2 separate regions of the Homo sapiens genome follow, and region 2 is linked to region 1. A link is a loop called in an ENCODE intact Hi-C map of the cell type or tissue named here. Cell type or tissue: gastrocnemius medialis. All regions are shown on one strand.

What was found. Peaks named below come from ENCODE experiments on the same cell type or tissue, not always from the same donor. Only the 100,000 strongest peaks of a DNase experiment are listed, where the experiment ranks them.
Region 2: a loop joins it to region 1, with 2.4 times the contacts of the local background. A loop is called at or near these places in 18 of 110 quality-filtered maps.

What each region holds. Positions count from the first base shown.
Region 1 is chr10:100,370,045-100,378,044 of GRCh38, reverse strand. It overlaps OLMALINC (oligodendrocyte maturation-associated long intergenic non-coding RNA), which reads right to left and starts at 4,469. Exons shown (of 3, transcript NR_026762.1): 1 at 4,033-4,469. RefSeq lists enhancers at 3,140-3,709, 3,710-4,277, 4,347-4,476, 4,278-4,847, 4,577-4,906. In gastrocnemius medialis, no CTCF peak of the experiment used is centred here; DNase peaks (open chromatin) are centred at 4,004, 4,584, 6,654 and 7,174; H3K4me3 peaks cover 2,595 bases; H3K27ac peaks cover 4,743 bases.
Region 2 is chr10:100,429,467-100,437,466 of GRCh38, reverse strand. No RefSeq gene overlaps it. Among named protein-coding and RNA genes, the nearest start is that of WNT8B, 30 kb to the left of the region's middle. In gastrocnemius medialis, a CTCF peak has its summit at 3,504 (motif pointing right); a DNase peak (open chromatin) is centred at 3,506.

The sequences.
Region 1 (8,000 bases):
ATTGTGGCTCACCAAAGCCGCAACCTCTCAGGCTCAAGCAATCCTCCCACCTCAGCCTCCCAAGTAGCTGGGACCACAGACGTGTACCACCACATCCCACTAATTATTTTTTATTTTTTGTAGAGACAGGGTCTCCGTATGTTGTCCAGGCTGGTCTTGAACTCCTGGGCTCAAGCAATTCTCCTATGTTGGCCTCTCAAAGTGTTGGGATTATAGGCATGAGTCACCATGCCCAGAGCCCTTTTTCAGTCTTAAAGTTTTCAGTTTCTCAACTTTCCTTTTTGTCTGGACCCATTCTAGGGTCTTTTATTTGTTGGTGGTTTTGTTTTAGAGGCCCAGGTGTGGCCTTTACCCATACTCCGGGCCTTGCTCCCAGTCTCGCCTCCTCCGTGCTGTGGTCCTGGGTCATCCTTCCCTTCTCTACTGATTGAGCCCTTCTTATATTCCAGGCAGTATGCTCTGGTCTGCCATTTAATCCCCAGGACAACGCTGTGAAGTGGGTACCATCAACAGTCCCCCTCTTGTTAAAATTAAGGCATTCAGCTGGGCATGGTGCCTCATGCCTGTAATCCCAGCACTTTGGGAGGCCGAGGTGGGCAGATCACCTGAGGTCAGGAGTTCGAGACCAGCCTGGCCAACATGGTGAAACCCCGTCTCTACTAAAAATACAAAAATTAGCTGGGCGTGGTGCTGCACACCTGTAATCCCAGCTACTCCAGGGGCTGAGGCAGGAGAATCACTTGAACCTGGGAGGTGGAGGTTGCAGTGAGCCGAGAGCATGCCATTGCACTCCAGCCTGGATGACAGAGTGAGACTCAGTCTCTAAAAAAAAATAAATAAAATAAAAAATAAAAATTTAAGGAATTCTAGTTTGAGTGTAGCAGGACGAGCCGCAGACAAAACCCCTTAGACACCGAGTTAAAGAAGGAAGGGCTTTATTTGGCCGGGAGCATCGGCAAGACTCACGTCTCAAAAACCGAGCTCCCTGAGTAAGCAATTCCTGTCCCTCTTAAGGGCTGACAACTCTAAGGGGGTCCGCGTGAAAGGGTCTTGATCGATTGAGCAAGCAAGGGGTATGTGACTGGGGGCTGCATGCACTGGTAATTAGAACAGAACAGAACAGGACAGGGATTTTCACAGTGCTTTTCCACACAATGACTGTAATTTAGAGATAACATAACTGATTAGGTCAGGGGTCGATCTTTAACTACCAGGCCCAGGGTGTGGCGCCGGGCTGTCTGCCTGTGGATTTCATTTCTGTCTTTAAGTTTTTACTTCTTCTTTCTTTGGAGGCAGAAATTGGGCATAAGACAATATGAGGGGTGGTCTCCTCCCTTATGAGGATTTTGGATAATTGTACAGAGCTGTGTATACATTACCTCAACAAACATATAGAACAGTTCCCTCATCCTAAAAGTTTCCTCATGCCTTTTTTTTTTTTGAGACGGTGTCTCACTCTGTCACCCAGGCTGTAGTACAGTGGTGCAATCTCAGCTCACTGCAACCTCCGCCTCTTGGGTTCAAGGGATTCTCCTGCCTCAGCCTCCTGAGTAAGTGGGACTACAGACATGTGCTACCACACCTGGCTAATTTTTGTATTTTTACAAAATACAAAAATTGTTCTATTTTGTATAACAATTATTGGCTAGGCTGGTCTCAAACTCCTGACCTCAGGTGATCAGCCTGCCTTGGCCTCCCAAAGTGCTGGGATTACAGGCATGAGCCACCCAGCCTTCTCATGCCTTTTTGCAGTCACATATGTAATTTTTAAAAATGGTACAATTATATATACATATACACACACATATATATACATATATACACACATATATACGCATATATACACACATATATACACATATATACATATATACACACATATATACACATATATACACACATATATACACACATATATACACATATATATACATATATACACATATATACACATATATACACATATATATACATATATACACATATATACATATATACACACATATATACATATATACACACATATATACATATATACACATATATATACATATATATACACACATATATATATACTTTTTTTTATTTTGAGATGGAGTCTCGCATTGTCACTTGGGCTGGAGTGCAGTGGCACAATCTCTGCTCACTGCAACATCTGCCTCCCAGGTTCAAGTGATTCTCCTGCCTCAGCCTCCCAAGTAGCTGGGATTACAGGCACCTGCCTCCATGCCGGGCTAATTTTGTATTTTTGGTAGAGACAGGGTTTCACTACATTGGCCAGGGTGGTCTCAAACTCCTGACCTCGTGATCCACCTGCCTCAGCCTCCCAAAGTGCTAGGATTACAGACGTGAGCCACCGTGCCCAGCATATATACTATTTTTTAACCTGAGTGTTTCTAAGATGCACTGGGGGAAAAAAGATGCATTGAACATCTCTTTATGGCAATTATATAGTTTTGCAACATAATTTTAATGGCTGTATTCTATCAAATGAATGCTTTATAATTTATTTAACCAATGTCTTACTGTTTTGTACATACATAAACAATGTCCTGCTTCCTCTTCCTGGAATTATTTTCTTATTTCTATTACAGTATCGTAGTTTGCTTTTTTTTAATTTTTCATATCTTTCTGATACTTCTTTGTCTGTTTTGCTAGCTCTGTGTCCTCTTTTTTTTTTTTTTTTTTTTTGAGACAGAGTCTCACTCTGTTGCCCAGGCTGGAGTGTAGTGGCACAATCTCAGCTCACTGCAACCTCTGCCTCCTATGTTCAAGCCATTCTCCTACCTCAGCCTCTCGAGAAGCTGGAATTAACAGGCGCCCGCCACCATGCCTGGATAATTTTTAATAGAAACAGGGTTTCACCATGTTGGCTAGGCTGGTCTTGAACTCCTGACCTCAGATGATCCACCCACCTCAGCGTCCAAAGTGCTGGGATCACAGGCATGAGCCACCACACCTGGCCTCTGTGTCCTCTTTCTACCTTCCCAAGATTCTGTACTTGAATCTTCTTTTTTTTTTTTTACTTTTGAGACAGGGTCTTGCTCTTGCTATGTTGCCCAGGTTGGAGTGCAGTGGCACTATCTCAGCTCACTGCAGCCTAGACCTCCCCAGGCTCAGGTGATCCCCCCACCTCAGCCTCCCAAGTAGCTGGAATTACAGGTATGTGTCACCACACCCGGCTAATTTTTGCAGTTTTTGTAGAGTCGGGGTCTCACCATGTTGCCCAGGCTGGTCTCAAACTCCTGGGCTCAAGCAATCCTCCTACCTTGGTCTCCCAAAATGCTGGGATTACAGGCATGAGCCACCGTGCCCTGCCCAAATCTTCTTATTCTATAATTTCTCTTTAGGTCATCAATTTCTCTCCCGATCCACTATAAACCCTTTGGATCTCATCTCTACTTTTCTTCTCGACACCAGATCCTAATTCCCAACTGTCTACTGGGTATTACATCCACAGGGATGTACTTCTTGCAATTCAAATGCCACATGTCAAAAACTGAACTCCTATTCCCTTTGCAAAATCCCTCTGCTTCTCTCTTTCTCTCTCCTTTTTGCTACCTATTTCAGGTAGGGGAAGTGGTGTCCTTCCAGCCACTCAGGCTAGAAACCTCAAAGTCCTCTTCTGATTGCTGTCCTCACTCATCTCACACATCCAGTCAATAAAGTGCTATTGATTCTCCTCCCAAATGCCTCTCAGCTTGTGCCCTTCCTTTCCATTCCCACCGTGACTATCCCAGCTTTTGAGGTCCCATGACTCTTCACCAGAGTGGTAACAATAGCTTCCCAACATCTCCCAGCCCCCATCCCCCCGCTACTCTGCTCTGTTGCCATGAGAGTTAACTTTGCGAAACAGAGAGATTATTTTCCTCTCCTGCTTGAAAATATCTGATGACTTCTTATCACTTACAGAAGCAAGTCTAAACTTTCCACTGTCTCCTCCCACTCTCCCACCACACACCACCTTCCTGCGCCGGTTGCGTCAGCCTCGAACGTTCCTGAACGCTTTGCTGTTCCTGTGCTTTTACTCACGTTCTCCCCAGTGACTGCCCAATCTTTAGTGTGTTTTGCTGACTCCTGGCGCTCTGGCTTTTCCATAAGAGGCGTTTTTGCACGATTGCAGACAGGAATAAAAATGAGCTCTGCCTACTGGGCCGTCCTGGTTAGCAAGGTCTACACCACCTCAAAGGCAGCTATGGACTAAGAGCCCACAAAGAATCTCGGGTTATGAGGGAGGGGCTGGCCGTGGAGACGGCTAAAGCGCCTCATTTGTCTTCCCAGCAGGGAAGCGATGGGACCTCGGCGGGCAGGGAACGCGATCTCCACCCGTCTGGAAAACTCTCTGAGTTCTGGAGCACTGTTCGCGGCCGGACTGAGTGGCATGTCCGCATTTTCCCCATTCCAGGGTAGGGCAGACTGAGGTAGGAGAGCAGAGCCCCGAGGCCGACTCCCCGGGAAAAAAAAAAAAAGGAAAAAAGGCTCCCGCCGACCTGTGATTCACAGGAGCAAGAGGCTGGAAGGACCGCGCCTCCTGATTGGAGCAGACAGAATCAGACAAGCTTGGGGGCCGCTGATTGGCTCCGGCGTGGTCAGGCGCTGGTGGGCTGTTGTAGGTGTAAATAGCTCTTGAAGGCCCGGGTCTGTGACCGGCAGTAACCCCGGCGAGAGTGGGTGGAGAGGGAGGCGCTTCCTCTCCATTCATGTCAGCTGCCAGCCAGGCCCGGGCAGGCCGGCCCTTTAGCGGAGGGGACTGGGCAGGACGAGGCGATGGGTGTCTTCGGAGATCTTAAGCTGGGCTGAAAGTTAAACACTCACCCGCAGGGCTGAGCCAGAGCTGGCACCTTCCACACCGAGCCCCTTCCTATCTGTGACTGTTGAAAAGTTTAATGTGATGTTCTGGGTGAGGACCGAGGCGTTGGAGGTCGCTAGGAGGGTAGTTTTACGGAGTCGCGTTAATGGCTGTAGTGGGTGTACCTTAGTGACCACAGGGAGGTGGCAGCCTGTCCTCTCCTCCTCCTGGTCACCGTATTCTATTTGCGGAAAAGGTAAGAATGGAGGCTTGGATAGTCTTTCTACTAGAGATGCAACTTCTCCCACCCTCTACTCCAGGGGAAAGAGAAGTCTGTGGGGAACTGGCTTTGTAAAAAGTAGGAAAGAGGAAAGGGACAAATGGGTACACGTTAAGAAGAGGGTGACTCTCATACATTGCTGGAGAAAATTTAAAGTGGTGCAGCCACTGGGGAAACAGTTTGATGGTGCCACAAAAGGTTAAATATCAAATTAGCATCTGGCCCAGCAACTCCACTCCTAGATATAAACCCTAATAAATTATAAACGGGTACTCATATTTGCACTCAAATGTTCATGGCAGTGCTATTCACAATAACCAAAAGGTGGAAGCAACTCCAGTGTTCATCAATTGATAAATCAGTAAACCAACTGTGGTGTATTCATACAATGGAATATGAATAGGTAATAAACAGGAATGAAGTACTGATATATGCTCCAATGGGGATGAACATTGAAAGATTATGCCAAGAGAAGGAAGCCAGACACAGAAGGTCATATATTGTACGATTCCATGTATAGGAAATATCCTGAAGTGGTAAATCCACAGAGACAGAAAGCAGACTGATGGTCACCAGGGGCCGAGTGTGGGTGGGAAGATGGGGAATCACTGTTGAATGGGTTCAAGTTTTCTTTTGGGGTGAAAATGTTTTAGAACAAAAGGTAGTGTTTGCACAATGTTATGAATGCACTAAGTGCCACAGAACTGGTCAATTTAAAATGGTTAGTTCGGCCTGGCACGGTGGCTCACACCTGTAATCCCAGCACTTTGAGAGGGTGGGGCGGGCGGATCACCTGAGGTCAGGAGTTTGAGACTAGCCTGGCCAACGTGGTGAAACCCCATCTCTCCTAAAAAAAAAAAAAAAAAGAAAGAAAGAAAGAAAAAAAAAGATGGGCATGGTGGCAGGTGCCTGTAATCCCAGCTACTCAGGAGGCTGAAGCAGGAGAATCGTTTGAACCCGGGAGGCGAAGGTTGCAGTGATCCGAGATCATCCCATTGCACTCCAGCCTGGGCGACAAGAGCAAAACTCTGTCTCAAAATAAATAAATAAAATAAAATGGTTAGTTTAGCCGGGCACGGTGGCTCACACCTGTCATCCCAGCACTTTGGGAGGCCAAGGGAGGAGGATCACTTGAGCCCAGGAGTTTGAGACCAGCCTGGGCAATATAGTGAGACCCCTATCTCAATAAATAAAGTGGTTAGTTTTATATTGTGTGAATTGTCTCTCAATTAAAATGTATCTCTCTCTCTCTCTCTCTCTCTCTCTCTCTCGCAAACAAACTGACAGACTAAAAGGTGAGTCCTTCCTGCTGTCCATAATTCTCTAAGAAAGAAATAAGAAACAGCAATTCTGAGTCCTCTGCTGCCTTTCACTTCCACTTTCCTCTCTGTTTTTTGAAGTCTGGCATGGTCCTGGTTACTGACTGCTCCCCATGGAAAATGGCCAGGAGGGAGAGGGCCCCTTCCGCCCCTCTGAGAAGGTCCTCGCCTGGGCCCAGAACCACTGTGAGTCAGCCCGGCATACACACACTGAGCCTTTGTGAGCGCTCTGTGGCCAGGGTGTAGCTGGCTGGGCGGGACCGCGTGGGGGAAGGGCAGGTCCGGGTCCTGAAAGTGGGAAGGCTTCTGCCTCCAGCAACCCCAGTATGGAATCTCAACTCCTTGGAGCCTGCAATTAGGGCCTGTGGCATTTGTTCCAAAGTCAGTGTACAAGAATCAGCGCTTTGCCTGCAGCACGGAAAGTTAACTACAGGTCACAAAATATGACTCCTACTCCCTGTGACATTTCACACAGTTTGTAGCAGTGACAGAATTTAGAGCAAGACATGAGCTCATTCTGTCATTTCCAGTGCTGACTGTTTAGGGGCAGGGAGACATTTCTGAAAGAGGAAGATGCTTTTGAGGAGCTCACAATCTTATAGGAGGGTGAAGTGTAGTTTAGGAAAAGTAGACAGGAAATGTTGGGTACGTATCTATGGTTTGAGAGGAAAGCTTAAAACCCAGGTGTGACTGAATGTTAAGACGGGTCAGGAGGTGGAGTGAGCTGGGTTCTTCCGGAACAGTGGATGCATCTGCTGTTTGTGCAAAACTTAAGCTCCCTGCCACTGCCACCCAGGGAGGAGGGTCACATCACCAGGCTTTGCCTCTGAGTATAACTGAATATTGCCAGGCATACAGTTGGACATATGACAGATTACGACATATCTAGTTTGTCATCTGCTCCACACCCAGTAGAGCCAGTAGTTAAGACCATAGGTCTGGAACCAGATCATAGCAACATTACACATTTTCTCACAGCTTTTTCTCCAAGTGAACTCAGTTACCTCATCAGTAAAATCCAGGTAACAATAACACCTGCTTCGGATGTGGTGCGATAACACACTGCCAAGCATTCAGTACAGTGCCCAGCTCTAGTAAATATTGTTATTGTTATTATGATTGTATCCACAAGTCTGATGGACTCAGAACTTTAATTTCCCACTCAAAAGGAAGTTAGGTCTGTGTTTATGCAGTTGCCTAAACCCCTTTAACTAAATGTAGAACATGGTATCTCGATTTTTCCAAGTAACTTGGTACAGCCAAATTGTCATATTATACTCCAGTTTATAGCAGCTTGCCTTTTCTCATGTGGCTAGTCTTTGTCCCTTTGAAGTTTGAGACTAGAGACTACATCACTGCATAATTAAGAGAACATGGACTGGGTGTGGTGTCTCATGCCTGTAATCCCAGCACTTTGGGAGGCCGAAGTGGGCAGATCACTTGACGTTAGGAGCTCGAGACCACCCTGGCCAACATGGTGAAACCCCATCTCTACTAAAAATACAAAAATTAGCCAGGCATAGTGGCAGATGCCTATAATCTCAGCTACTTGGGAGGCTGAGGCAGGAGACTCGCTTGAACCCGGGAGGCAGAGGTTGCAGTGAGCAGAGAA
Region 2 (8,000 bases), 59 kb before region 1:
TGCTGGGATTACAGGTGTAAGCCACCATACCCAGCTCTTTTTTGTTTTTTAAATGTTCCCTGTTTTTTGCCTTCTATTTCTCTCTTTTTTTTTTTGAGACAGAGTTTCACTCTTGTCACCCAGGCTGGAGTACAATCTCGGCTCACTGCAACCTCCGCCTCCTGGGTTCAAGTGATTCTCCCGCTTCAGCTTCCCAAGTAGCTGGGATTACAGGCACGTGCCACCATGCCCAGCAAATTTTTGTATTTTTAGTAAGGACAGGATTTCACCATGTTGGCCAGGCTGGTCTCAAACTCTTGACCTCAGGTGATCCACCCGCCTAGGCCTCCCAAAGTGCTGGGATTACAGGTGTGAGCCACAGCGCCCGGCCTTCACCTCCTATTTTTCTTAAGGCATTATTTGTTGTGCCTATTCACTGTGGTGTTTCTGATAGTTTGTCTTTATTTTTGAAATTATTTTCTTTCTAATTATTTCCTGAGTTCTGTCACTTTATTTCTGCGTTTGTCTGTTTCTGGTTTTTACTATTCTTTTATGTCTTATATCATTTAAAAAGGGTTTTCCAGTTGGTTTCAAAGCAAGAAATTGTAGAGTTTTACTCTGTTTCTAATATGCTTTCATTGCCTGTAGAAACTATTCTGCCTCTTATTCTCCTTTTCCTCATAATAACTTTTATTAGATTTAATCTTGATACTTTTCTGTTGCTTATTTCTATGAGGTTGGCTTCCTGAAATTTTAGGAAATAGGAGTGTAGTGTTTAAAAATATGATGGCTTGCTTTCTGTGACTCTGATATTGTTGCTTTCCTCCCCCGCCTAATCTGAACACCTCTTTTATTGGCCTTTTTTTATCCCAGTCCTGCTTAATTTTGACTCTACATCTGGACGTTTTTCTTCAGTGTGTGGCCATGTCCTGAAATGGGGCCCTGGTTGGTCAGTTTCATGGGTTTCTAGGGGCTGGATTGCTCTAGCCAGACTCATGGGCCCCACACGCACTCACCCACTAATAGGATTAGGCCAAACTCCTCCAGTTCTACCTCTTGTTTTCAGATTGACCCACCTCACTTTCCCGTTGGCTCTTTTGGAGTTCTCCAGTTGGGGGTCTGTCAGCTGTCCTGTTGCTTCCTTTGCTTTTCCCATGCAGATGCTGAAATGGTCCAGAGCTTGTGGGTATTGAGTTTCACCTGCTTGCATATGGGATTCCTAGGGATACCTTGTCACCTAGTTTTGCAAAATGTGGTCCAGGGATTTTGGGTTTGTTATCTAGTTGCTCTCCCAGTTTTGATATGGGAATTTGGAGAGATTAAACAACTGTGCCTTCATCATTGCCATCTATCTAATATCTGTATTTGATTTGGTGGGGAGAAGAGAAAAAATAATATATTCTAGTTGTTTAAAAAAAAATCAGAGGCATGTAAAATAAAAATGGAATGCTGTTCTTTTCCCAGTTCCATTCTCCAGAGGTATTTACTGTTAAGAGTTGAGTATATTTCGGCCGGGAGCAGTGGCTCACGCCTATAATCCCAGCACTTTAGGAGGCTGAGGCAGGCGGATCACCTGAGGTCAGGAGTTCAAGACCAATCTGGCTAACATGGCAAAACCCCGTCTCTACTAAAAATACAAAAATTAGCCAGGCATGGTGGTGCGCACATGTAGTCCCAGCTACTTGGGAGGCTGAGGCAAGACAATCGCTTGAACTCGGGAGGTGAAGGTTGCAGTGAGCCAAGATGGTGCCACTGTACTCCAGCCTGGTGACAGAGTGAGACTCCGTCTCAAAAAAAAAAAAAAAAAAAAAAAAAAAGAGTTGAGTATATTTCCTTCCAAATACTTTTCTATTCTTTTGCTGTTTATGTACTTTTCTATCACTTTGCTGTCTGCATTTTCTTGCAATTTTCTTTTTCCATGTATATATTTTCCAACATACAACAATATATTGGGCACCATCTTTAAGGACTAATATAGTCTGATAGTGTTATTATTTATTACAATTACCAAGTGGATAATTATCTCAGGAAGGAAACAAACTGGTTCTAGTTGCTTTGAAAATAAACATTTATGGCTGGGCGCGGTGGCTCAACGCCTATAATCCCAGCACTTTGTGGGGCAGAGCCAGGCAGATCACCTGAGGTTGGGAGTTCGAGATCAGCCTGACCAACATGGAGAAACCCTGTCTCTACTAAAAACTACAAAATTAAGGGGGCGTGGTGGTGCATGCCTGTAATCCCCGCTACTCGGGAGGCTGAGGCAGGATAATTGCTTAAACTCGGGAGGCGGAGGTTGCGGTGATCCGAGATCATGCCATTGCGCTCCAGCCTGCACAGCAGGAGCAAAACTCCATCTCAAAATAAATAAATAAATAAATAAATAAATAAATAAATAAATAAATAAAACATTTATTTATTAATTTTTTTAAAAAAATCTTAGAGATGGAGTCTCACTATGTTGGTCAGATTGGTCTTAAACTCCTGGCCTCAAGTGATCTTCCCACCTTGGCCTCCCAATGTTCTGGGATTACAAGCATGAGCCACCATGCCTGGCTGGAAAATAAACATCTAAATAGTGTAAAGAGCCATCACAAAATAATTGATGGTATTTGTCTATAGATGGAAAGGTCATGGCACTCAGGACCACTAAGCGAAGACCTCCTCAATGAACTCTAGGCTGCTTTGCTTTAAGAAAATTCTGGCTGGCTGGGCACAGTGGCTCATGCCTGTAATCCCAGCACTTTGGGAGGCCAAGGTGGGTGGATCACTTGAGGTCAGGAGTTCGAGACCAGCCTGGCCAACATGATGAAACCCGTCTCTACTAAAAATACAAAAAAATTAGCTGGGCATCGTGGTGGGCGCCTGTAATCCCAGCTACTCAGGAGGCTGAAGCAGGAGAATCGCTTGAACCCAGGAGGCAGAGTTTGCGGTGACCAGAAATGGAGCCACTGCACTCCAGCCTGGGCGACAGAATGAGACTCTGTCTCAAAAAAAAAAAAAAAAAAAAAAAAGAAGTTGTATTCACAGAGTCCTGAGAGGACTAGGACTGGTTTCCCCTTAAAATATTTTTTCGCTTCTAAATCTTAGATAAACAACACACTGATGATCTTCTGAAAAAGCTTTTTAAAAAGACAGATGACTGCGCTCCTCTCAAAATTTATGAATCAGAGTTTCTTGGGATAAAATCTGGGAATCTGTATCTTTAAAAATGTTCTCCTGGTGATTCTGCCAGTCAGCCAGATTTGGGAACTACTGGATAAATTCCTTGGACTAGGAGATAACTTTCCTAATTGCAATGGATCAGATTTGGGGTGCTAGGGAAGCCCTATCTGGCAGAAGTAGCCCACCAGCTTTCTTCCTAACATCTCCTTTCCCTACTTCCCTGGCGCCCTCCCCTACACCTTCTAATTCTTGCTGTCACCCTCTTTCCTACCCTAAACTGGCCCTAAAATGACACTTAGAACAGCAGCGCCACATTGTGGAGAGAAACAATATAGTGCTCCAAAAGGCACAGAACACTGTCCTCGCAGATCACCGAGCCTGCAGTTACCGATTTGTCCTGCAGGGGGCATAACTTCCTTACTTTTTAAGTGAGGACAGGTTCTCGCCCCATAAAACCTGGTAAAACCTGGGTGATCTCAGAAAACATCCCTGGAGAAGGCACGGGATGGAGCATCTGTGCCAGATTAGAAATCAAAAACCTCCACTTCGTGAAACTAGAATAAACCGACTAAGTGCATGGACATGAGCAAGCCTTCTGCTGAGGTTAGAAGCCAAGCTCTATGACAGTCTTGGTCAGGGTAAAACTATGGCGGTCTCCAAGTCACTGTGTGACTTGATAAACACACGTCTATCTGGGGTACAAGGCACTGTCAGATATCTCTTGGAAAGTGTTCTGTTTTATATGGTACCCATGAGTCTGGCATTAATCAATAGATCTGATCTCTTTAATAAGGATATTTATACCCAATGACACATCGGTTTATGTTGGTGGAGCAGGGTTGGATCGCTGTAGTAGTGTTCTGAGTATGCACCTTTGGATTTGTTCCCACCTGGTGAAGTCTCTCTCTCTGTCTCTCTCTCTCTCACACACACACACAAGCATTCACACACAGGCTCTTCTGATATTTGTAACTAGACACATCTTTTTCAATGGCATGTTTGATGATCCAGCCAAATTAATATGGCTAGAAAAAAAAAGATATATTTACACAAATTTACCAATCTATCTGGTTGCCTGGTTGCTTTCCCTTCATATTAATAGCTGCCCTCAGGCTCCAGATGAAACAAGAATGTACACCTTGGTAGATTTGTGTAAGATTTCCTGGCAGATGATTGTGTGGCTTTCTTTTCTTTTCTTTTTTTTTTTTGAGACAGAATTTCACTCTTGTCACCCAGGCTGGAGTTCAATGATGCGATCTTGGCTCACGGCAACCCCGACTCCCGGGTTCAAGTTCAAGTGATTCTCCTGTCTCAGCCCCCCAAGTAGCTGAGATTACAGGTGCCTGCCACCACACTCGGCTAATTTTTGTATTTTTTAGTAGAGACGGGGGTTTCACCATGTTGGCCAGGCTGGTCTTGAACTCCTGGCCTCAGATAATCCACCCCCTTCAGCCTCCCAAAGTGTTGGGATTACAGGCGTGAGCCACTGCGCCTGGCCTATTTCTCTACTTTGACTCTTCTAGCTGCTTGGTTTTCTGAACTCCTGAGTTACACTGGCAGCCAGAGCCCTGTGGTTTACTGTTAATGTTTTTCTTGTTGTCTTGTTTTTTCTGATATGTTTGCTATCTCCCTAACTAGACTGTGAGCTCTTTGACTGCAAGCTCTAAGCCCAGATCACACCTATCCCTTGAACACTCACCACACACATTGTTGGGTGTGTGTTATGTCCTCAATACAAATGTTTAGGTTGTTAGTTTGAATAATGAGGAAAGGTGTTTTAAAAGACTGAGAAGCGGGCTGGGTGCGGTGGCTCACACCTATAATCCCAGCACTTTGGGAAGCCAAGGCAGGAGGACTGCTTGAGTCTAGGAGTTCAGACCAGCCTGGGCAACATAGGGAGACCCCTGTCTCTTTAAAATAATAATTAATAAACAAAAGAGTGAGAAGTAAAGGAGAACCAGGAGAGAGAAAGGAATAAAACATAACGTTTCTAAAAGATTGACTTAAATGACCAATGAAAGGAAGTAACTGATAAAAGACAAAAGAGAGTGACATGAAAGGAGGATATTAGGGTTCTAGCTTTTTCACAAAATGGAAATGCTATTGTGGGCAATGATAATTTCTGAGGAGATGTTCATGGTCAAAGAAATAAGATTTCCCCCTTGGGAGACTGAGGTAGGTGGATCACCTGAGGTCAGGAGTTCAAGACCAGCCTGGTCAACATGGTGAAACCCCGTCTCTACTAAAAATAAAAAATAAAAAAAATTATCCGGGTGTGGTGGCTCACATCTGTAGTCCCAGCTACTCAGGAGGCTGAGGCAGGAGATTCATTTGAGCCCAGGAGGTGAGCTGAGATTGCGCCACTGCACTCCAACCTGGGCGACAGAGCCAGACTATGTCTCAAAAATAAATACACAGGCCGGGCATGGTGGCTCACTCCTGTAATCCCAGCACTTTGGGAGGCCGGGTGGGGGGGGGGGGGGCGGGTGCGGATCACAAGGTCGGAAGTTCAAGACCAGCCTGGCCAATATGGTGAAACCCCGTCTCTACTAAAAATACAAAATCAGCTGGGCGTGGTGGCGGGCACCTATAGTCCCAGCTACTCGGGAGGCTGAGGCAGGAGAATTACTTGAACCCAGGAGGCAGAGGTCAGTGAGCCGAGATTACGCCACTGCACTCCAGCATGGGCGACAGGGTGAGACTCCATCTCAAAAAAATAAAATAAAATAAAATATAAATAAATACATAAAATAAAATACGATTTCCTTACCAATTTAAGGAAAATGAGTGGAATGTGAGGTACTCTGTGAAAGAAAGTTGTAATTTTGGAATAAGTTCAAAAGAATGAATGAGTACACAGATTTAGTATATAGGCCAAGCTTAAAACTCTCCCTGAATGTGACAATCAAATATTGCATAACCAAACTCTTTTAAATCTTCTTTTATTGCTCTGTAGAGTTGAACCAGTTTATGTATCCACTAAAATCTCAAGGAATTGTTCTTTAGCTTTAGATTCTCAGGTACAATGAATAGAAGAGGACTTCCTGCTATTATTTATTAATTTTATTTTACTTTATTTTATTTTTTGAGACACAGTCTCATTCTGTCACCCAGGCTGGAGTGCAATGGTGCAGTCTCTGCTCACTGCAGCCCCCATGTCTTGGGCTCAAGTGATCCTTCCATCTCAGCCTCCCGAGTAGCTGGGACTACAGACACTCACAACTACGCCCTACTAATTTTGTTTATTTTTTGTAGAGATAATGTCTCACTATGTTGCCCAGGCTGATCTCAAACTCCTGGACTCAAGCTATTCCCCTACCTCAGCCTCCCAAAGTACTGGGATTACAGATGTGAGCCACCATGCCTGGCTATTTCTTATTTTTAATTTGCTTTTTAATTGCACATATATTCGATAGAATACATCTAGAGTGTTTTAAAACAAAAGTCACAATCTTAGCTCACTCAAGTCTGTTTCATATTTAAACAATTGTTTTTCTATCTCTGAAGTGATTGTTTTGGTAGAAGCATTTCATATTGTTTGAGGGAGCAATAATCCATTGATTATAGCAGTATACATATGAAATGGCTGGGATTTAGAAGCAATATTGTCATGGTTGTAAAGAAAAATAAGTCTAAAAACTGTAAAATCTTGGAACAGAGTATACTGGTTAATTGAGCTTCTGATTAAGTATGGGTTAATGAGAGACACTTTTTGTTTGAAATCTCTCTAAATTGCCTCAGTCCATTTTCGTGCTTTAATAAGTAGTCTCATGAACATAACTGAATATTCTCTTAACTGATTCAGCACCCTGTAATGCCTCAGGACCATTACTCTGAACATCATATATAACTCTATAAAGTACTACAGCCACAGAAGGTATAGGAGTTTAGGATGACTCATTAGACATGTCTTTACTTTAAAAAATAAATCCCTGTAATCTGTGCATTTCATTGTATGTAAATTTATGTTAATTTAGTAAATGCCTGTTACATATCATAGAATAATAAACTGCTCAATCATTTAATCCATAGAGACTTTTGAGATTATGAAATTCAATGTCATTATTTAACAGATGAGAAAACTAAGAATAAGAAAATAACAAGAAGGATTAATACAACTAGGGCTACCATCAATGTCTCCTGATTGCAAATCAGGTGGCCTTTTACACCATGCTGCAACTTTCAAATGATTTGGAGTTCCTGTCATTTCTCTCCCTTCCCCCATACAAGTGGAGTTCATTTTCAAAATTAATTATTTGAGATTTTTGGATAAATGAACATAAGCTCCACTAAAATATCAGCTCCGCTGAAGCAAGGATTTGTCTGTTTTGTTCACTGATGTAGTCTCAGCATCTAGAATAGTGCCTGCCCCTTAGAAAGCCCTCAATAAATGTACGTTGAATGAAAGAATGAAATAAAGATTGAATATCTATTACACACAAGATAACTTGATTTTGAGCTCATAGGTTGAATATAGCTCTATATTAATCTGTTTAACAGTCATTAGGATTCACAGTATACAGATTACAAGCTAAAATCATTATAGTCAAAACTTTGAGTATACAATGAGCAAATGAAGAAGAAATATTAAATAATTGTTGTGGTAAAACATTTTGAGCTTTTGTTTTTGGTTCTCTTCTGTTTTGTGTACCTCAGTTTCAAACACCAAGTGTTGGAAGTTAGAAGCCCAGATATTGTTAAACTTTAAGAATATTATTTGGATAGTCAAATGAGTCATCAAAATAGAAAATGTCAAAACTCAGCTTTGCAAAGCTGTTTTAAAATATAAATTCTAGGCTGGGCGTGGTGGTTTACGCCTGTAATCCCAGCACTTTTGGAGGCCGAGGCGGGCAGATCAA